Regions from separate parts of the Homo sapiens genome. Here region 2 is linked to region 1. A link is a contact called in ENCODE Hi-C or POLR2A ChIA-PET data. All regions are on one chromosome and are shown on one strand. Each heading gives the region's core, a stretch centred on a gene start or an enhancer-like site at or near the end of the contact. The rest is flanking DNA. Distances are from core to core; before and after follow the strand shown.

Evidence for each region. Hi-C counts contacts between places; a loop is a spot of excess contacts on that map. ChIA-PET counts read pairs that join two places held with the same protein, here RNA polymerase II (POLR2A). Pooled maps may share reads with other maps.
Region 2: a map of ascending aorta shows a loop between it and region 1 (6-fold over the local background). The contact joins the promoter of LARGE1-AS1 here to the promoter of LARGE-AS1 in region 1. A Hi-C loop is called at or near these places in 7 of 168 maps with a recorded cell type or tissue (MCF 10A, aorta, ascending aorta and 4 more) and 12 of 50 pooled maps. POLR2A ChIA-PET finds 5 or more read pairs at or near these places in 4 of 52 experiments (AG04450, H1, MCF 10A and 1 more).

The regions. Positions count from the first base shown.
Region 1 is chr22:33,723,072-33,726,684 of GRCh38, forward strand. LARGE-AS1 (LARGE antisense RNA 1) reads left to right here and starts at 1,915. Exons shown (of 7, transcript NR_038950.1): 1 at 1,915-2,030; 2 at 2,541-2,685. All of the region lies in intron 2 of LARGE1 (LARGE xylosyl- and glucuronyltransferase 1), which reads right to left.
Region 2 is chr22:33,919,695-33,923,208 of GRCh38, forward strand. LARGE1-AS1 (LARGE1 antisense RNA 1) reads left to right here and starts at 1,531. Exons shown (of 2, transcript XR_001755630.2): 1 at 1,531-1,829; 2 at 2,713-3,361. LARGE1 (LARGE xylosyl- and glucuronyltransferase 1) reads right to left here and starts at 782. Exons shown (of 15, transcript NM_133642.5): 1 at 301-782. RefSeq lists silencers at 310-409, 680-829, 1,150-1,649.

The DNA.
Region 1 (3,613 bases), core at 665-3,164:
TTCCTCTGGAATCTATACGAAAGGCTGGAGGATAAAAGGAGGCAGAAAGCAAAGCCAAAGGGGTCAGACAGAAGCTAGCAAAGGCTTGTTCGAACAAGGAAGCCATTAGAGACAATTACAAGAAAGAGAAGTTTCTAGTTTAAAAGAACCGTATGAAGCTCTCGTTAAAAAGAAAACGGAGTTGCAGTAGTGAATTTCCAGGTTGGCTGCAGACCAAGCCCAGATTTAGGTTCACGGTGTAAAGAGCACAGCCTTCAGGGTCCAGGGGCAAAGGGAGGCATGCCATCTTTCTTTCTCCCAAGAAACAGCTCCAGGATGTGGGTGATGTACAAAGAAATTCTAGAATCAGCTCATGTCTACAGATGCTTTGGAAATCCATTGTGTCCAGTGAGGTACTGTAAGGTGATGAGTGGAAACAAGAATGAAAAAGGTGCTTGCTGATTCCAAAAACCTTACACACAGACACACACACTGATATCAGGCGGATTTGGGTAAGGCTCATATGAAGTTAATCAACAAATCAAGGGAAAAGGGACATGGAATTTGGAAAATGACTAAGAAATGTTGGAAGATAAAATTTGTGGTGTACCTTAGAGAGAAAAACTCCTGTATTTCAGGAGACTGCCATCCACACAGGCATTCTGAGCCCCCCTTTTTTCCCCCTCTACCCATGTGTGATGGTCTCTCTGCGGGACCTCATTCATTCACACAACTCCCTATACCACCCTTAACCTGAGAAGGGCCCGGCTGGGCCACCAAACCCAATTGCGATTCATCACTGAGCCCAGCCTTTGGTTGCAGCCAAAACAGGAAAGAGAATGAAGGAGGCTAGAAATACCACAAAGGCAAACTTGGAGCTAGTGCCCACCAAACCAATTCCCTGCTTCAGAAATGGAACGATGCTGAACTGTCAGCTGAAGAAGGCTGCACAGCTTGAAAGAGGAAGCGTCAAAGGAAGCTTGGTGGAGAGGAGAGTGTGAATAGGGAAGTGCCAACAGGGACACGTGCAGGGGGTGGGAAGGCAGGCAGGACGCCCAGTGAGAGTGACAGAGGCCAGCAGAGCACGAGTGTGCAAGGAAACACAGGGAACGAGAGGCTGCGTGGCTGACAGTGTGCCGGGGTGACAGGCGGATACGGCACATGACGCAGAGTGGAAGACAACCACAGGTAGAGAAGTGTCAGCAAAGGAATGCATTTTTGCTGTTCTCCTAACAATTCAGCACACATCAGATGGGAAGGGTGAAGGAGGAGAGCATGAGACAGGGGTGAAAAGCAGAGCCACAGGGACAATGAAGGACTAAGTCCCATAATACAAAGACCACGGGTCTTTCTTGACTAGACTGATGATGCTATGGGGGTGGAGGTGGAAGTGGGAATCCCTGGCTCTCAGCCACAGTTCTATAAGGGTCACCTTCGTGCCCTCATCTGTATGCTCCAGTAGGCTCATTACCCAGGAGAGAATTATCTCCAGATAGAGAAGGGAAGAGTTGATATAATGTAGACCAAACTCCACCCAGCCATGCCCACAGGCTATGGTACGGGAGACCCATTCCTCCCAGAAAATGGTGAACAAAGGCTCTGCATGCATTTATCAACTTTGTAACAGTCATGGTAACTTCTTCTCCCTTGGCTCATTCATTTATTCATCCATTCATTCATTCGGCAATTATTACTGAGTGTCTGGGACAAGCTGGGCACTTCTAAGTGTACTGAACATGACCAACCAATCACCTGCCCTCAGGGAGTTTACAGTCCAGCGGGAGAACATAGAAAAGAGACAGTCTCAACAGCCAGCAAATACAGTGGAGGCATCAGGCAGTGATCAGAGTTGTGAAGGAAATAAAGGAAGGAAAGGTGGGGTGGGAGGAGGAGGGTTCTGATTCTGACTTCATAAAGGGCCCTCTCTCACAAGGTGAAGTGTAAACAAAGACCTGCAGGAAGTAAAGGGGCTACAAGGGATCCATGGAAAGAGCATTCCCAGAAGCGGGGCCAGGGCAGTGCGCACAGTGAGGAGAGCAGGTGTGTGTGAGGTGAGTAAGAGAAGACACAAGGGTGGGGGCCGCGGGAGGCAGAGCCAGGAGGGCAGGGCTGAGTGGCTCTGGAAGCTCTGGAAAGGCCAGCGGTCAGGTCTGATGGTGGGTCTGAGCAGAGTCGCTTTGTGACACCCTTCTGCTACTGCATGGGGCGAGGGAAGAATCCCAGGATGTGGTCTGGGAGGCAGGAGCACAGAGGCGACAGGGTGGTGACCTGCCCATTGGCCTCGGCCGGTATTCTGAATGCAAGGGTCAGCAGCAGCAACTGTGCAATAGTGCCTTTCTTTTCAAAGAGCCAGCTGCTCTGATTCACAGACAGTCCCTCCCAGTTGAGGGTTCATCAGGAACTAGAGGACCAACCAACAAGGTCATTTACCTGTCACCACTGCTGCATTCACTGGTAATCAAAAGGGGCAGGGTAGGGGAGGACCACGAACCCAAAGAGAAGGTCTGGGAGCATGCAGACATGCCTCTCAAGCCTCACAATTGTCCTTTTGCTAAATTTAGGTTGAAACAAAACGTTCAAAGCCCCCTCGGAAGCCCATCCACAGGTGTGTGACTGTGAACCGCATCGTAATCTCCTAGAAAGCAAGAACATCAGGCTTACATTTTCCACTTGCCTCTCACGGCTCAGAGCTCTGCAGTATATACAGTAAGCACCAAATGAACACTTTTCAGATAAATTAAATAACTGCAGAATAGTCATAATGACAGTGTTTTTTTTAAAACAATATTTAATAATTGCTTACTCTGTGCCAGTACTTTTCAGCCAAGGGCAATTTGCCCCCCTGCCGCGGAGACATTTGGCAATGTCTGGAGACACTTTTGGAGTCACAAATCAGGGGAGAGATGCTGCTGGTACATAGTAGGTTCGGAAAGCTGCAAAATGTCATACAGTTCACAAGACAGCCTCCCTGCCCCCCATAAGGAAGGATTCTCCAGCCCCCAAAATCTAGCGCTTATAAATCACTATTTATTTTCACAGCTACTCTTTTTTTTTTTTTTTTCCAGTTGAGGAAACTGGGCCCTGAGACATTAACTTGCCCAAAAGATCACAGTGGGCAACATTCTAGAGCACAGTGGAAGCCGACAGGTAAATAAGTAGATGGGTAGAGTGCAACAGACAGGCAGACAGATTGAGACAAAAATGGGAAAACTGGGAAATATGGAAAAGAACAGGGAATGGATGAAAAGTAGTCCTAAGCCAAGCTCTGCCAAGAAATGACACATGGCCCTGGGCCTTCCCCTCCTGACTCTAAACCTGAGAGCACACAGCTATAAAATTCCAGGAGGTGTAGAAGATCACTGACTTCCAGCTTTAACATCTTCAGGACAAGTTTTTCCCTGCAACTGAAATATTAGCATTATATAAATACTCGTAAACACGTGGCAATATTCACCGTACAAATCCTAAATTCCTTCCCCTTTACTCAGCAAAGGCAGGAGATGCCAAATGTCTTATGATATACTCCTCCCCTCCTCCTTTCCTTGCTTCTAAAAATATCTGTGAACAGCCACCTGTGCCAAGCACTGAGCCAGGGCTGGAAATATTCTAATGCCAGATGTGCAAAGTCCTTTTT
Region 2 (3,514 bases), core at 281-2,780, 200 kb after region 1:
GTGCGGGTATCGGTCACATGCCCTCGTGGTGTTAACCAGAAACTCCTCCTGGCTCGCTCCCTGCCAGCAGCCTGTGTGCCCAGAAGCCGAGCAGGCCCTGAGGGGGTCCTGGGGACTTCGGAGACTGGGGGCTTCCACCTCCAGCCTCTCCAGGGCTCCCGGCCGGGGCAGCAGAGGGTGTGCCCGGCCTCCCCGCCGGCATCCCGAGTACAGGGGGTACCAGCCACAGGTTCGGAGAACTTGTCCGGCGCTACACACCACGGCGCCCCCGCGGCGACTCTCGCGCTCCGGGGCTCTTACCTTGGCCGTGACTGCCGCCAGGCAGAGGGAGACACGGAAGAACAGGGTGGCGCGGCGGCGCCGCCGCCTACGAGGCGCAGGGGGTCCGGGTCAGGGTCCCGGCAGGCGCTGCCCTACTCGGAGCGGCGGTGCCAAGCACAGAGTTCGGGACTGCCCCCGGCTCCAAATGCCGCGGCGAGGGTCCGGGTCCCCCAAGCTGAGCACTGTCCCTTCTTCCTCTTCCTCCGGGGCCGCTGCCTGGAGCTGCTCCCGGCCCGGGGGACTCTTCCGAGCCAGGGGCGCCCCGCATGGGCAGGGGCCTGGGTCAGCCTCGGGTTGGGTCCAGGGAGCGACCGCCGGGGCCGACTCCACCTCCCGCGCTCCAAGCCGATTCGTCCCTTCAGGGCAGGGCCTGCCCGCGAACAGCCCGGCGAGACGAGCGCGGCCGCGCCCCCAGCTTCGGGCGCCCGGGCTCCGGCGCGGCGGCGGGGCAGGAGCAGACTGGCCGGGCCGGGCGCCGAACGCGGCGGCGCGGGGGGGGCTGCAACCGGCCGCGGCGCGCTCTCCCCCAGGGCCTGCGCCGCCCGCCCGCGGCTCCGCGGGAAAGAAGCGCCGGAAAAGGCCTCGCCCCGGCCTGGGGCGCGGGGCCGGGGGCGCGGGGCTAGGGGAGGCGCCCCGGGAAGGTCACGGGAGCGGAGGCGCGGCGAGTGGATCGCGGCGCGGTGGGTGCGGGGAGCCGAGGCGGGCGGCCCCCGCCGCCGGGAGCGCTCGCCGGCCTTGGCCGCCGCCGCCGCCTCCGAGATGCGCCGGCTTCCCGGAGCGCCCGGCGCTCGGAGCTGGGCGGCCGCTGCAGCCGCCGCGGGCAGCCGGGCGCCGCTGGCCGGAGCCGGCGCGCGATCCCCGCCTCCCGCGCCCGGCCAGGAGTGGGCCGCCGCGCGGGAACCGGCAGGGGCGGGCGCTGGGGTCCGGGCTCCGGGCTGGCCCCGCCGCCTCCGCGTGCCCAGAGCGCCGGACTCGCTCAGCAGCTGCAGTGACTGTGTGTCTGTGTCATGTCTGTGCAGCCGGGGGGGACCGCGAGCCGGGGCTGGGTTCCGAGCGGGGGCGGGGCCGGCGCCCGCGTCGGCGCCCGCCCCCGACCCCGTGACCGAGCGGCCGGCCAATGGCAAGCGCCGCAGCCGCGCGGACCGAGAGTTCGCCCCCGCACAGGCTCCGCCCCCCGGCGAGACTCCGCCCCGGTGCTTCTTCAGCTCGCTGGCTGGCAGGCAGGCGGAAGCAACACCCGGAGCCGGGATCCCGGGCCGGGTCGGGATGAAAGGGTGCAAGCTGGGAGCTCCCCGCCCTTCTTCCCCCAACCCCGGCGGCTCCCGGCCGCCTCGGGCTTGGCGTGCCTCGCGGAAAAAGGGGGAAGGGAAGCGGGACGGGCCCGCAGCTGCCGTGGTAGAGAGGCTCGCAGGCTTGCAGGACCATGCAGCCTGCTCCCCAAATTGCACAAAACAGCCGTCGTGAGAAGTAGGAAGTTTCCCCGCCTCGGGTCGCAGCTTCTCTCGGAGGTGGGCATGCTGTGGGGCAGCCGGAGTCTGTGAGGAGCCCCGCCGAAGGGCTCTGACGGCATCTTTCTGGGATCGGTATCCAAGAATCCTGTCCAAGGCTTCCTCTTCCTCTGAGGAAACTACATTTCTTTTTCCTCCACCCCAAACACACACCCCATGCACGCACAACACGCCCCTCCCCTGCTGATTTTATTCTCGCTCTTTCCCTCTTGGCATAAGAACCCGGCGCGCAACATCCCTTGAATGGACTTCCAGCCTCCCAGTTCTAGGGACCAGGGTGGGGGTACGGAGAGTCCTCCCGAGCCACAGGAGAAGTGGGTGAAATGGGTCGGGGCACAGGAGCGGGGGTGTGAGAATGGATGGAAGGAGGATGCCCTCGAGAGAAGACCCAGAGGAGGCGAAAGCAGAGAGGCAGGGAGAGAAAGAGGACGCCGAGAGCTGCACAACTCGGACTCGGAGACCGGAGCTCCGGGCGCGCGATCCAGCTCCCGGGTTTTTCCGCAGCTCGGTCCCAGGGCTTCTGGGGTCCCCTTCCCCCCGGGTCTCCACCTCTCCCCAGCCGGGCGGGCCGCCGGGTCTTTGCCTTCCCTCTGCGCGCCTCTCCGCTCTCCAGGACTCGAGCGAGGCAGCGGGAAGCCCACCCTAGTTCTTGGAAGGGGCAGGGGAAGGATGGGCTGGGGAGGGGGCGCGCGGGAAAGGGCCGCCGAGCTTGGGTTGCCCAGCTGACCCCACTCCTCGAGGTCGGGCTGGGGGGGTGGGGCGGCAAGGGCTTCGGAGGCTTGGCCCCTGCTTGGCTCCGGACCTGGCTCCCGCCTCGGTAACCACACTCTCGGCCTTTGGCTTTACCGAGCTGGGACCCTTCTCCCATCCCCCTTCCCTCCAGCCTCGTGAAACAACGACCCCCACCAGCAGCAGCAGCGCCCGCTTTGCCCCGGCTCCGGAGCGCTGTTTACCTAATCTCAGCGGCTGACCGAGCCCAGCAGAATGCGAAAGGGAGGCAGCGGTGGTACAGCAGCGTCCCCGGCGAAGAAGTAAAAGACGTTTGCTTTGGAGCTTCGGGATAAGTTAACTGCGAAGCTGGGGTCCTGCTGTCTTACCTCTGCGGCGATGAGCCTCACCGTGCACGTTGGCAGGCATAGCAGATTCTGTTTCTGATGCCATTACCGTGTCGGAGAAGAACATTATATGAAAAAATACTATCTAATATCCTAGAGACCATTAAAGTGTCAAAGTTTAATGCCAAGTCTTTTAGCTCGAAGGCTGCTCAGTTCTTCCTCTGACGTGCAGCTCTGTTCCAGAACGCGCTGAAAACAAGGGGATCATTTTTATTTTTTTGCCGCCCGAATGTCCTTCCTTCCTACTCTCTTCCTCCTCTCTCACCCCTACCCCCTCCCCGGAACCGGGTAAAGTTAAAGGGAGAATTTGTACTTTCTTTTTACGTTTTGCTTTGCTTCACTTCATTAGTGGTGTAAAATGCATTATTACAGCACATTAGCATATTAATAAAGGTAACGTGACTGAGGAAAGGAAAAGACCTGAAATTTACAAGCGAAGGAGAAATAGTTGAATAACATCAGAAACTAAAAGATAAGCTTCCGGGAAAGAAACATCTCCATTATAATGACTCAAGTGTAGTACATTCTCTAGATGGAATCTAAGAAAGAAAAATGTGACCATGGTGTGGG